3 separate regions of the Homo sapiens genome follow, and regions 2 and 3 are each linked to region 1. Evidence: chromatin loops called from intact Hi-C (ENCODE). Cell type or tissue: Caco-2. All regions are shown on one strand.

Region 1 (5,000 bases):
GTCCAATATACAATAAAAATTATTAGATCTAACCTATAATCAAGAAAAAAGTATAAATATTGAAATGACATAACTGTTGAAATTAGCTTGCAAGAACTTAATATTTTTCAAGGACTTAAATAAAAGAATGAATATGAGTAAACAATGAGAAAACTTTGCAGAGAAATGAAAACTATAAGAAGGACCCAATGAGAATTTCAGAATTGAAAAGTAAAATATCTGAAATGAAGAATAATCTTGATGGGCTGAACAGTACATTGGAACCAGAGAAGGAAGGATTCACATATCTGAAGACGATTAACAGAAATTACATAATCTGAAGAATGGAAAGAAAAAATATTTCAAAAAACTGCAGAGAGCTGCAGTGATCTGTGGGATAATTCCAAGTAGGTTCCCATATAATTGCAGTACCAGAGGGAGAGGAGAAAAAGAACAGGGAGGAAAAATATTCTGAATTAATAATGGCCAAATATTTCCCAAATTTGGTGGAAGATGTCGATCCAAGAACCTTAGCAAATCTTAGTCAGGTTTTTAGCAAATCTTAGCCAGGCGTTTTTAAACTGGTTTTAACTGTGCTAGTTAATGAATCTGTTACCCTTTTAAAATTTAACCAGACCTACAAATACTAACTCAAAATAGATTAAAGACTTGAGATATTTGCACTCCCACGTTTATTGAAGCACTGTTCACAATAGGCGAGATATGGAATCAACCTGTGTCCATCAACAGATGAATGGATTTTTAAGTGTAGTATATATACCACAAAAAGAATGAAATCCTGTCATTTGCGGCAACATGAATGGAACTGGAGGTCATTATGTTAAGTGAAAGAAGCCAGGCACAGAAAGACAAATATCACATGTTCTCACTTATACATGGGAGTGAAAAAAGTGGATATCATGGAGGTAGACTGATGGTTACCAGATGCTGGAAAGGGAAAGGAAGCAAAGAGGTATAAAGAGAAGTTGGTCAATGGGTACAAAAACGCAATTTGATAAAAGGAATACATTCTAGTACTTGATAGTAAATAAGGGATATTATAATTAACCATAATTTACTGCATATTTTTAGATAGCTAGAAGAGAAAGAATTGTAATGTTCCCAACACAAAGAAGAGATAAATGTTTCAGGTGATGTATATCTCAATTGGCCTAATTTGATCATTACAGATTGTATACATGTATCAAAATATCACATTCACCCAAAAAATGTGTACAACAGTATGGTTTGGCTCTGTGTCCCCACCCAAATCTTATGTTGAATTGTAATTCCCAGTGTTGGGGGAAGGACCTGGTGGCAGGTGATTGGATCATGGGAGCAGATTTCCCCCATGATGTTCTTGTGATAGTGAGTGAGTGCTCACAAAATCTGATGGTTTAAAAGTGTGTGGCACTTCCCCTCCACCACACATTCTCTTTCCCCTGCTGCCACGTGAAGAAAGTTCTTGGTTCCCCTTCACCTTTGGCCATGATTGTAGGTTTCCTGAGGCCTCCCAGTCATGTTTCTTGTTAAGCCTGAAGAACTGTGAGTCAATCAAACCTCTTTCCTTCATAAGTTACCCAGTCTCAGGTAGTTCTTTATAGCAGTGTGAGAATGGACTAATACAAACAATGATGTGTCAATTTAAAAAATAAAAAAACTTAACTGGATAAAATACTGTTGAAAGGGATTAATGCACTTGATATATTACAGAGAATGAAAAATACAAGAATAATATTAAATGTTGCTATGTGTAAAAAAATTTAACTGGATAAAATATTGTGGAAAGGGATTAATGCAGTTGATATATTACAGATAATGAAAAATACAAGAATAATATTAAATGTTGCTATGTGTAAAAAACACAATATAAAAGTGCTCTCTTTTATTTTATTTGAATAGATAATTGTCATTATTTTGTAGCCATATTATATTTTTTCTATCTTAACAGATTGTTTTTATTTTTGGGTGTTTGTTTGTTTGTTTGTTTTGAGACGGAGTTTCACTCTTGTCCCTCAGGCTGGAGTGCAGTGGTGCCATCTCGACTCACTGCAACCTCCCCATCCTGGGTTCAGGCAGTTCTCCTGCCTCAGCCTCCTGATGGCTCGGATTACAAGTGCCTGCCACCACGCCCAGCTTTTTTGTTTGTTTGTTTTGTTTTTTTGTATTTTTAGTAGAGACTGGGTTTCACCATGTTGGCCAGGCTTATCTCTAACTCCTGACCTCAGGTGATTCATCCATCTCGGCCTCCTAAATTGCTGGGATTACAGGCATGAGCCACCGCACCCAGCCTGTTAACAATGTTTTATGACTGACAGAGGTTGCATATTCATTCAGTTTCTATGATTTCTTTTGTTTCAGTGAATAGCAACTAATAAACAGTTACTATGTAGTTATCTTTCCTTGCTAAGGTTTATTTGTATATTGATTATATACACATATTTTTTCAGGGACATTAAAAATTTTTTCATCTCATCAAATCTGGAGCAACATGCCTAAGTTATGTTGTTTATGGGAAAATCTATGATGTGATAATTTACTTACGACTTACAGAAAAGAATAGCAGAAACTATGAGAAAAGCCTTAGGTTTTACTTACACTTGGCTATATGAAATTTAAGTTTCTGTACAAAGAAAGATATATCACTCAAAATTTAAAAGATGAGCAAAAGAATCCAGCATATTTAACAGATAAAGAGCTCCTACAAATCTATAAGAAACAGATAAGCACTGGTAATTGGGGAATTTCCCATTAAAAGATATAAATAATATTAATAGTGTATTATATACTTGAAATTTCCAGAGAGAGTAGATCTTAAATCTTCTCAACACACACACACACACACACACACACACACACACACACACACACACACTAACTATATGAGGTGATGCATGTGTTAACTAACTTGATTGTGGTAATCATTTCACAATATATACATATATCTAAGCATCATAGTGTTCATCTTAAATGTGTACAATATTATCTGTCAATTGTACATCAATAAATCCGGAAAAAAATAAAGTAGTTGCAACAAGAGTTAAAAACTATGAATTTTTAATGAAATACAAGAAATATTTTGTATAATCTTGGAAAGCAAAATTATTCTTGCACATTAGATTTCCAGGGGTTATTCATCTTACAACGGAACGTTTGTTTCCTCGATCAACATCTCTCAAATGTCCTCACCCTGCAGGCTCTGGTAATCACCATTCTATTCTATGTTCCATGGGTTTGACTTTTAAAATTCCACATAGAAATGAGATCATATAGTATTTGCATTTCTCTTTCTGACTTATTTCGCCTAGCATAATGCCCTCAAGGTTCATCCATGTTGTCACAGATGGCAGAATTTCATTCTTTTTGATGGTTGAATAATATCCCATTGCATATGTATATCATATTTTCTGTATGAATCCAGCAAGGAACATTTAAGTTATTTCCATGTCTTGGCTACTGTGACTAATGCTGCAAGCAACAACTTTAGAAGTCTGAAATTGTGTCAGTATAAAACCATTAAAATTTAAAAGTTAGCTTAGCTTTTTAAGTTTAGATTTTTAATTCATCGGAAATTTCTATGTCAGATGAATGGCAGGTGTCATAGGTGAGATTATTGTTCATCAAAATATTCATTAGTGTCTTCATCTCCATGGGAGAATATATTTCTCTACCCTGTGGATGTCAGGTTTGGCTACATGACTGCTTTGGCCAATGGGATATTAACAAACATAATGCAAAGAGAAGCATATGATATTTCCTACTCCCCTAAACTGCCCTATGTAATTTTAATTTCTATTAAAAACAAAAGTCATTATTGAACTAATATGACTATGCAAATATGGTTATCAGGTGAACCAGATAGAATATGCTAATATATTTATTAGTATGTAACTTCTTTTTTATTCACTGAATTTTCTATATCTATATCTATATAGATATAGATATGTATCACTTGTTGATTGATCTGGAAGTTTTTTGATAGAACTCTAAAGCTTCTCTTAATCTGGTAAAAATACATTTCAAAAATTAATAAATTCATTTCCCTTTCAACTGTTTGCTCAACAAGCTAATTAATTACACAGATCTTACCTTGACGTTCCTTTTCCCTATTATCTGTGGTCTGCAGATGCAGGGATCTGACAACTTCCTGACAAGAGATAATGCTGAGTCTCCAGCCCAGAAACGGGGATTTAGGTGCCACAACATTCTGCATAGGTTTGGTGAGGGCGAAGACAAAAGACGATGTGTTCCTAGGCCTGGAAGATGTCAGGGTTTTTTTTATATTTTTCTATTCCGAAAATTGCCAACCCAGTGAGGCTTCTCATTCTCCTTGAGGAGGGAAAGAGAGTCTCAAGGGCAGGATCCTCCTTGAACTTTGACCTCGAAAATTTAATTACTTTGTTTTCAATAATGTAGTGTCTTCTTGTAAACCTACACTGTTGGGTAACTCTGTGCATAGAGAAATTTATCATTCAAATGTTTATAAACATCATACCATTGCACACATGGTTCTCAGCCCAAATAAAAAAGTTAAAAGAAAGCTATACACAAAAATCACTGGTTTAAACTATTTTCATTTCATCAGCCAGTGTGCAAACGTAGATATTTTTCACTTTCCTTGTATAAACATATTGTTAGTCCAGCAGGTGTCCATTGTGCTAGAAGAGGGTTGCCAACTACATTTAAGATGCTACATGAATGCAAATATGCTCATAAATAACATACCCAGTTCTCTGTGTGTAACCTTCATCTTGAACAACTACAGTACATAAGTAAATTTATTTATTTATTTATTTATTTATTTATTTATTTATTTATTTTGAGATGTAGTCTTGCTCTGTTATCAGGCTGGAGTGCAGTGACACGATCTTGGCTCACTGCAAGCTCTGCCTCCCGGGTTCATGCCATTCTCCTGCCTCAGCCTCCCGCATAGCTGGGACTACAGGCGCCTGCCACCACGCCCAGCTAATTTTTTGTATTTTTAGTAGAGACAGGTTTTCACCGTGTTAGCCAGGAAGGTC
Region 2 (5,000 bases), 140 kb after region 1:
ACTTCATTTGTCTGATTCTAATTCCTTTCTGATTACTCCTACTTTTTATATTTTTGAGTCTTGGCCAGTCAGCTAGATAATAACCTTAGACATTTGATAGATTCAGTGAACTAGATTTAGGATCTAATATGATGGGAAGGAATAATGTTGAGAAGTGGTTTGAGCATATACAAATGTTGAAATGCTTTCTTGAAAGAGATGAGTAGGGACCTGGGGTCAGGTGGTAAAAGACTGAAAAGGACTCTGAAAGTCATAGAAATAAAGCCAATAATGTATGAGTGGTTGAGTAGACAGCCCAGTTTTCATTGTTTATTCATCATTTATTCATTATTGAGCTTTTTCCTTCTATGTCACCAGTTTTAATGGTGTTCAATTCTTTTTTCTTTATAGACTTCACTTACGAGTACATCATGATGATAAAAGATATGAGTGCGATGAATGTGGAAAAACATTTATCCGTCATGATCACCTTACAAAGCACAAAAAAATACATTCAGGTATACCATATTTTGTAATGCTAGTTCGAAAATCCTTTTTAAATACCTGAAAGGAACATAATATGATGTTATGTTTATGTTGGCTATAAGTTTAATAATTTGGTTTATGCTCATCACTTCTTTGTAATTCTGGTTCTGAAAACATTTTTTAAAAAGCATCCAAAAGGGACATAAGTTTATGACATATTCACTGTAATTTTAATTATTTGGTAACCCTTTGTGACTATAAAGTGTAAAGTTTAATTTTAAATAAATTCTCAAAATTTGCATTTTGCATATTACATGGATATATCTAATAATTGCTATTGACAGTTCCTTAAAGGGAGAAGCCATGATAATTTTTCTCATTTTGATTGGATTTGAGAAGAAGTTGGTGAAACTTACATATTAAAAGGGAAATGATTAAAATTAGGTGCTAAAAGTGTATATTATAGTGAATTTTGAAACCCTGTCTTTGGAGAAGAGTACCTTAATAATCCTGACCAATTTCAGATCTTTATACTGTATAATTTTTATATTCTGGGGATTTCTTTCATATTTTCCTCTCAGATTGATGTTCAGGAAGTGCTAAGAGAGCCAACTCTGTGAGCACAATAATGGGAAAGAGCCATCTCTATGAGCACGGTAGAACAGGTGATTATTATTATTATTTTAAACATAATTTTTGAATATAAAGTATGCAACAGATAGTAATTTTCTGAGATGATCTCAATGAGATAGGTTGCAGTTGTTTTCACCACTTCTAACAGATACTAAAAATCTGATGACTTTTTCCATTGGAATTATGCCTTTTTATTTTTATGAGGAGAATTCTTAATTTCTAAGTCTAGAGGCCACATGCTTTAATTGCACACTGGTATTGAGACAGTAATTGTTTTTTAAAACCAAGCCTTTGTAAGTAAATGTAAGAATAGAGATGAGAAATTGGACTTACGTAGAATTTTTCATTATATTTGTATTTTGGCTCATTGCAAACGTAAGAAATCCTCACAGATGAAAAATCTTCTAAAAGTAAAGTACAAAGATCTGAAAATGTTTGGGTCCTTTTTATAAACAGTAAGACACCCTCATCTTAATTTAATGTATATCAATTTGAGGTGTTTGATATACAGACATATATATATATATATATTTAAAATTCCTAAGTTTTGAAGTAGTTTCGTTTATCTTGCTCTGTTACATTGAAATGTATGATTTGAAGTGTTCAACAAAAGGCTATTGATTCCTTTTCCAAGCGGGGAAAAGATTCACATCCATGAAATTAAGCATACATTTTTTGAAGAAAGTTATTTGAGTAAGGAATATAAAGCAAATAGTGCAGAATAAAATGTGGCTTTACTTTCCTGTTATATTTGACATCATGTGATCTTACTGTTTGATAGTTTGTTTCTGGGGATAAAAACCTGAGATGTATATTATAATGAAAATATTTGGGTCTTTATTTTAAGGTGAAAAAGCTCATCAGTGTGAAGAATGTGGAAAATGTTTTGGTCGTAGGGATCATCTCACTGTTCATTACAAAAGCGTACACCTTGGAGAGAAAGTGTGGCAAAAGTAAGTGAAAAAGCAAAATGTCTCATAGTTTACATTGGCTAAGTCTCTGAGGAAAGTTGTAACTTTTTTTGTTTACTTTGTTTAATTGAAGTTAGGTTAACCAGTTCTCTTTCTCTACATTCTGTAGCATCTCTATAGACCTAAAAGAATTCAGCAAGCATATATTTTCCTCCTTGTTTTCAGTTAATTCAAAGGCCAGGGAGGTGACATGCAAGTTAACAATAATTAATAAAAAATCTTGGCATTTGGTTGCTGAGGCTCTTTGAGAGCTAAATATACTGCCTATATATTATACTTAATAAGACAGCAGTTGTTAGGAAATGTTTGCAGTCAGAATTTAAACTTGTTTCTAATCATACTAAGCATTTAAAATATTATTTTATTTGAAGGCGCTGTGTGCTATCTTGAACATCAGCTTTTTAGTATAATTTAGATATCCAAGTTTAACTGAGGTTAGTTGCTAAGTGTAAAACATTCAAGTAATTCATGTTTTGGGGTTAGGCATTTGGGCAAATGATAAACAACAGACATGTTCTAAAGTGCCAAGAGACTTCACTTAATAGTCCTGAGCATAATTAGCAAAATGTACATAGGATTAACACGCCTCCAACCACCAATTATTTTTCTAATCTTTGCTTCTAAACTTTTTTATGGTGACTACCTCAGTAACCACTTCACATTCCAGCCACTGTTGCAATCTGACCTCTGATCTTATTCTGCTCAGTTATCAGTATGACTTCCTTGTTGCCAAATCAATAGGCATTTTTAAGTTCTTTTTTTACTGACATCTCTGCTTCAGTTCAAATTGTTTATCCTCTCCTTCCTTGAAAATCTGTATGGCTTAGCATCCATGTGGTAATTGCAAGGTATATTTTCATAGGGTCTTAGCCATGCAAGGCCCTACAGAATTTATCTTAAGTCCACTGTGAGGAAGTTAAAGTGTTTTGTACATATTTATGTTGAAAATATCACTTTGTTCATAGTATAGAGCAAGGTTTCTCAGCCCAAACACTGTTGACATTTTGGACCAAGTAATTCTTTTCTTGTGTATTGTAGGACGTTTCTCAATATTCATGGCTTCTACCCATTATATGCCAGTAGCACTTATTATCGTATCCCCAGATGTGAAAAACAAAAACGTTTTCAGGCATTGCCACATGTTTTATGGGGGGCAAAATTGCCCCCAGTCGAGTACTACTTCCTCTTTCTCTATGTGCCCATGGTGACCCTGTTTGTATCTCTGTTTATATTTACCATGGATATGAATGGAATAAGGTAAACCAAGCATACTGGTTAGGAGTCTTTTGCCAGGGTTATTATTCACAACCTCAATTCACAAAATCCAAATTATCTGTGTAAATGTTTGTTTCAGGAGTTTGACACCAGCCTGGGCAACAAAGTGAGACCCTGTCTCTACAAAACAATAAAAGAAAATAAATTATCTGGGTGTGGTGGCATGTACCTGTAGTCTCAGCTACTCAGGAGGCTGAGGCAGAAGGATAGCTTGAGCCCAGGAGTTCAAGGCTGCAGTGAGCTATTATGATGCTGCTGCAACCTAGTCTGGGTGACAGAACAAGACCCTGTCTCTAACAAAAATTAAAACAACCATCTGTTTCATCAAGTAGAATTAAGTTCATCTAGGACAGTGCTTTTTATGTTGTCTTATAAATGTTGGGTTGGATGAATTGAAAAATGAGGGACATTTAAAATCCTAGGCATAGTATGTTGGTATTTCGTATTGGTAACAATGTTCTAAACATTTCCAGTAAAACTCAATGGATATGTTAAGAGCAAACTGTTTTACAGAAGATTAAGTAGCCCAGGTTTGATTTAATTATTTTGCCATGTATTCATTCCATATGAATTGCTTCTGAGGTGAGATGGTATGGCTTTCTCAATAACTGCCACTTAAATGATAATTATTTTGTAAATATCTCAATTCTCACAATAAAATTTTCAGTTGAGAACTGTTTAACTCAAAGACACTTCTTAGGCACTATGCTGTGGTGCTTACTAAGTTAACTTTTCGGTAACTTATTGCTTTATTTCTGTCTATTATTTTGTAGTAAAAATAAAGGACTAATATTTCATTTTTAAATTTAGGTATAAAATTTTATTTATTAGTTCAAATTTATAATTTTTTTGTTAGGACATGAACTGATGAGAGCAATTTCACCTTTTTGATAAATGCGGGTTTTAAAATTGCCGCAGATTCTTTTTAATCAGCCTGAGCATCTATTTTTTAAATTTAGTTAAGGTGTAATTTACAGAAAGTGAAATTCATTCTTTTTAGTGTATAATTCTGCAAGTCATGTAATCATCACCACAATTAAGATATGGAATAGTTTCATCACCACAAAATTTCTGCCATGTCCCTTTCTAGACAACTCTTCATTTCCCCTTTAGGCCACTCTTGATCTGTTTCTACCTTATAATTTTTCTTTTTGTATATTTGGATAGCTAGTAATAATAAAAGTTCAGTGACTTAAAGCAGTTGAAAATCTACAGACCTCTTTTTATAGATTCGTTTGTTGGATGTAACTGGAAGAGGAAAAACCAGAGGCAAGCTCAACATATTAAAAGTATTTCCATGTTTCTTTGGAGTTCTATACTTTGTTAATGTGAGAATTATATACACAGTTGTAAATGAAGTTGCAACTTATTTTCATTATGTTAGTTATTAATATAATTATTAATATTGTCATATTTATTATAGTTATTAAAATTATATTGAAAAACTCAAATCTTTTTATTTTCTTAGATATAAAGCAACATTTCATCAATGTGATGTTTGTAAGAAAATTTTTAAAGGCAAATCAAGTCTGGAAATGCATTTTCGAACGCATTCAGGTAAAATTTAATGAGTGGTTCATAGATATATATATATAGAGAGAGATATATATAGTGTAATCAGAAGTAAAATATAGGCATTTAAACTTTGTTGTTCTT
Region 3 (5,000 bases), 59 kb after region 1:
ATTACCCCTAGATCCAACACTTCAGGTGTTGGTAATGGTTTTGTTTTGAAAATGGAGTATGTGTTAAGTATAGGTCTGTCACTTTTCTTTGCACATTTGAGCAATTGATTGACAGGCAGAAGCGTCCTTTTTTCTCCAAAACAGGCATTATGTGCCAGTAATCAAGATGCATTCAACTGTGGGCTCCTTCTTATAATTACTAATGCTCATTTCCAACTAGGATGTGAACAGTTGAAAGGTGCTGACTTGATAAATATTTTCCATGGCTAGATTCACATCAAATAATTTAGAGTTCTTGGACTGCAAGTAACAAATTACCTTAAGAAAATAAAGAATTTATTGGCAGGATACCCAGTGCAGCATAGAACAGATGAGAATTCAAGAGAATAGATATGAATAGAATGGAACTATGGTGGTGTGGAGTCAAGACAATAAGCATCACACATAATTTCATAAGGAAAATACCATTCAAATGAGTGAATTTTAATTTTTTCCTATTTTTCCATCAAAGTGTGGGAAGAGAGAGTCAGAGTAGCCTAACTAGGGTAGGGCAGTGCACCTTGATTTGCAGTACAGTGTTTTAAAACTACACTCAATGGAAAAGTATAACTCCCCAAAAGGAATTTAGCACACTGCTATCAAATGAAAGAGAAACGGATGCAGGCAACCAAAAGGAGGAAATGACCATGAGAGACCTCAGCCAAAAAGTTTAATTAAGAATCCATGACAGGCTTGAGTGTCCTTACCATGCTTTTAAATTTAACAACAACAAAATCCAGTGAGTGAAGTCACTGTACATGGTGGCACATGAAAAAAATTAGACCCTGTTGAAGATAAGATCCATCACAAAATCACTGACTTCATTAAAAATGTGCATATATGTGTTACTGAGGTTTGCAAACATTGAATTGATGTATACTTCTAGAATTATAGGAGAAACACAAATATTATAAATTCTAGAAGTCACATAAGATAAAGCAATTATTTGATTAGCTTACTGGCATATATAAACTTACTTTATTCAAAGCCTATAATTGCCTTCAGAAATTATTATATTTCATTTAAAGACAGATAAAGGTGTTCTTTAAAAAACTGATTTGGAGTTCTGGAAGCAGCCCTAGTTCTAGTTAATTTATGTTCCTAATCAGAAATTAAGACAGCTGAAGCTTTTTTGCTTCTCCTCATTCAATTATCACCACTACAGAGAAGTAGAAATAGCAACAGAGCCTGACATTCAGGTAAGAGAGACGATATGAAAAAAACATATTCTGTTCATGTCATAAATCACGGTGACACTACTAAGAAAAGAATATGAACAATTCTGAGTGGTTGTCATCAGTGACATCAACATTAATTTCAAAAACACTTTGTGGACTGAAACCTTTAGCTCCCTATAGTATTTTTTCTTGTATCTTGCTATAAATAATGATTGCATAGATTCTGTGTATCACTCAGGACAAGGAATGGCCAAAAAAGTACAAAGGGATTCATGTGCTGACTCTTTACTTTGGCGAACTTGGGTTGCTTTCCCAGGCAAATAATCACAAGGCACACAAGTCTGAAGAATCTCCAGGAAGCTTTCTATCAAATACAAGTGCGGTGGCTTTCTTCCCATGAACTACACTTATATCTATAAATAAATGTATCTAGCCTCTCCGTAAAGAAGGAGAAGAGATGTATGAATTAGGAGGATGAGGAGGCAGAGAATGAAGGCCCAGAGTTTGGATCAATAGCTGCCTGAAGCATTTTCACCATTAGCATCCCTAGGACATTTGCTCTGGGAATATTTATTTGCTGATGTGTTTATTACAAAAACAAACAAACAAACACAAACCTCTCAAAATATCAGATCTAGATTTTTTTTTCTCAGTTGGCTTACTTATAGGTGGTAATCGAAGCTATCAGCACAAAAGCTGTTATTTCCTTAAAACCTTGATAGTTTTTGGCAAATGAAACTATAAGCTTAAAAATTCAAACCCATTAAGAAAAAAATTCAAAACAAAGAAATTTTAGAGAAATTTTTCTTTATCAAATGATTCTTTGCTTTGCAAAAAGGTAAACCCATATATTATATTATGTACTTTCCAAAAATAATCTGTATTTTTTAAATCTTCCCTAAAAAGCAGATTTTTGGTAAAGTATGGCTGATGTAAACATTCATGTGTAATTTCTTTGTTGTAGCATTAAAAATCATTTGTGAAGCACAAAATACATACCAGGTTTGGGGAAAACAAATGTGAATTAATTCAATCTCTTACATCAAGAGTTTATATTAAAATTGGTATAAACAACCATGAACAAAGTGGATTATAACATAATGATACACTGTGTTAAAAAATGTTCAAAGTGCTATGAAACCATGAATGAAAAAGTGATTAATTCTTCCTAAAAGTTCAGAGACAACTTCATAAAATACGTGCCATTTTAAATAGACTTTTAAAGAATAAGTAAGAATAAGTATGCCAAGTAGCAAAGTGTGATAAAGAAATTCAAGGCCCAGGGGAAAAAAGAATGTACTTATCTGCGGAATCAGCAAATAATTGGGATTGCCTTGACTAAGGAATGCTGAGAGAGAAGTAACGAATGGTATGTCTGAAAGAGTAGACTATGCAGATTTTGTGAATGGAAATGTCATGCCATAAAGTTTAGAGAGTCAACAAACGATTGTAAAGAGGGGAGTTATGATGGTTAATTTCATGTGTCAATTGTACTAGACTAACAGATGTCCAGATAGCTGGTAAAGCATACTTTCTGGATGTGTCTGTGAAGGTGTTTCCAGAGGGATTAGCATTTGAATTGATAATCTGAGTAAAGAAGATCTGCCTTCACCAATGTGAATGAGCATCATCCAATCCATTGAGAACCCAAACAGAACAAGACAGATGTAAGGGCGAATTTGTTCTGTCTGTTTGGGCTGGGACATCCATATTCTCCTGCCCTCAGACATCGGAGCTCCTGGTTCTCTGGCCTTCGGACTTGAGCTGAATTACTGCACTGGCTTTCCTGTTTCTCCAGCTTGTAGTATGCAGTTCATAGGACTTCTCATTCTTCATAATCACATGAGCCAATTCCCATAATAAGTTTTATTTTATATATATGTGTGTGTGTGTGTGTAATATAAACACACATATATATATCACACACACACACACACACACACACACACACATATATATATATATATATATATATATATATATATATATATATATAAAATCTATTGGCTTTTTTCTGTAGAGCCCTGACTGATATAGGAATGATATAATCAGGTTAGTGATTTAAGTTTAAGAATGATAATTCTAGCTTAGTATGAGGGATAAAATGGAATCACTAGAATAATAGGGATTATAGCCATATAGGGCATGAAGGGGGAATAGAGAATGCACTGTGGTTTGCAAGACGAACTCTAAATAGCCACCTATTTCGAGACCTGAAAGCTAAGAATGGAATAGGTTTTTATGTTTTTAAATGGTTAAAAAAATCAAATAATATTCTATGACATGCAAAAATTATATAAAATTCAAGTTTCTGTGTCCATAAAGTTTTATTGGAGCACAGCTATGTTCATTTGTATACATATTATCTATGATTGCATTCATACTACAATTGAGTAGAGACCATAGGGCCCACAAAGCCTAAAATATTTACTACCTAGAACTTTACCAAAAAAGATTGCTGACCCCTAATTTAAGGTATGAACAAAACTGTGGATAGCTAGGTCTAATATGAGTTATAGTCAGAAAGGTCCTACTGCCATAAGTAAAAATCATAACCTAAAAATATTAATGGCTACAGATATTAACCTAGTTCAATTTCTGGTAACTAACAAAGATCCCAAATAAGGAAAAATATAACTACAAGAGAATATTGGACAAACTGACAATAAGCAGATAATCTCTCCTTCTTCTACTTAACACCACATTACCAAGTGAAATTATTTAAAACACACACATACACCCTCCACATGCACATGCATGTGTGCACAAACACATAAAAAAATTTGGAAAGCCCATATTGCACTGAAAACTTGAGAAGGAAACAAGCTCTATAGAAAAAAATTTAAGGAATTTCTGACAGATACAGTGTCATAAATAAAAGATTAAAGGAAGCCAGGGAGGATCAATATGCAATTCCCATTCTGGAGAAAGTGGTTTCATTTGCCATGACAAAAGTAGAAGAGATATTTTGAGGAATAGGGATTAAAAGCTCAAGCTTTGATGTCAGCCAGTCCTGAGCTTTAATGCTATCATTGTAACTTCATTCATTAAATAAATATTTAATAATTACCAACTGTATTCCACGCAATTACATGATATACAAGCTTAAAATCTCTGAACCTGTTTCTCAAGCCCGTTTCTTAAATAGTACCTTACAGGTCTACTGTGAAAATCAAATAACTACCACCACCACTACCACCATTAAAACAAAGACAACAACAACAACCAAAACACTTCTATTGTGCTTATTATGTGCTCAGCATTGCTTTAAGTATTTTATATATTAATTTATTTGAATTATAACACCATTTTACAGGTAAGGAAACCAAAATACAGAGAAGTTAAGCAAATTGAACAATTTTCACAGCTTGTGGGGGAAGACCTGTGATTGGAAATCAGATACTCTGTATTCAGAGTTCATGCTCTTAGCCACTGTGTTTTATTATCTCTCCAAATAAGATAAAGTATGGAAAGTATCATGATGTCTGTGTTTCTGTTGTTCAATAAAAAATGGCTATAACTACATTTTATGGAAATCACTTAAAACTTCAATATAAAGTAAGGACTACCAAGTGGGCAGAATGGAAGACAAATGGAAATTATTTCATTTTTAAAACCTTTTTGCAGATTAATGACTTTCAGAAGCAGCTCTTCCAGGAGACACAAGGGAAAGAAAAACCATACCATACAAAAACCACACGGCAAGGAAACAGGGCTTCTTCTGACTGAGGTGCAGCTCCTCCCTGAGGCAGTAAGCTACTGTCCTAGGAAGGATGTCAGACA

The links. A loop is a pair of places that touch in the nucleus more often than their neighbours do. Peaks named below come from ENCODE experiments on the same cell type or tissue, not always from the same donor. Only the 100,000 strongest peaks of a DNase experiment are listed, where the experiment ranks them.
Region 2: a loop joins it to region 1, with 6 times the contacts of the local background. A loop is called at or near these places in 11 of 110 quality-filtered maps.
Region 3: a loop joins it to region 1, with 4 times the contacts of the local background. A loop is called at or near these places in 4 of 110 quality-filtered maps.

What each region holds. Positions count from the first base shown.
Region 1 is chr1:197,309,553-197,314,552 of GRCh38, reverse strand. The region is part of intron 1 of CRB1 (crumbs cell polarity complex component 1); the gene reads right to left. Among named protein-coding and RNA genes, the nearest start is that of CRB1, 44 kb to the right of the region's middle. In Caco-2, no CTCF peak of the experiment used is centred here; a DNase peak (open chromatin) is centred at 2,222.
Region 2 is chr1:197,172,061-197,177,060 of GRCh38, reverse strand. It overlaps ZBTB41 (zinc finger and BTB domain containing 41), which reads left to right. Exons shown (of 11, transcript NM_194314.3): 8 at 391-497; 9 at 1,946-2,051; 10 at 4,813-4,901. Among named protein-coding and RNA genes, the nearest start is that of ZBTB41, 27 kb to the left of the region's middle. In Caco-2, no CTCF peak of the experiment used is centred here; a DNase peak (open chromatin) is centred at 2,750.
Region 3 is chr1:197,250,752-197,255,751 of GRCh38, reverse strand. It overlaps a transcript of CRB1 not described here. Among named protein-coding and RNA genes, the nearest start is that of CRB1, 15 kb to the left of the region's middle. In Caco-2, no CTCF peak of the experiment used is centred here; no DNase peak of the experiment used is centred here.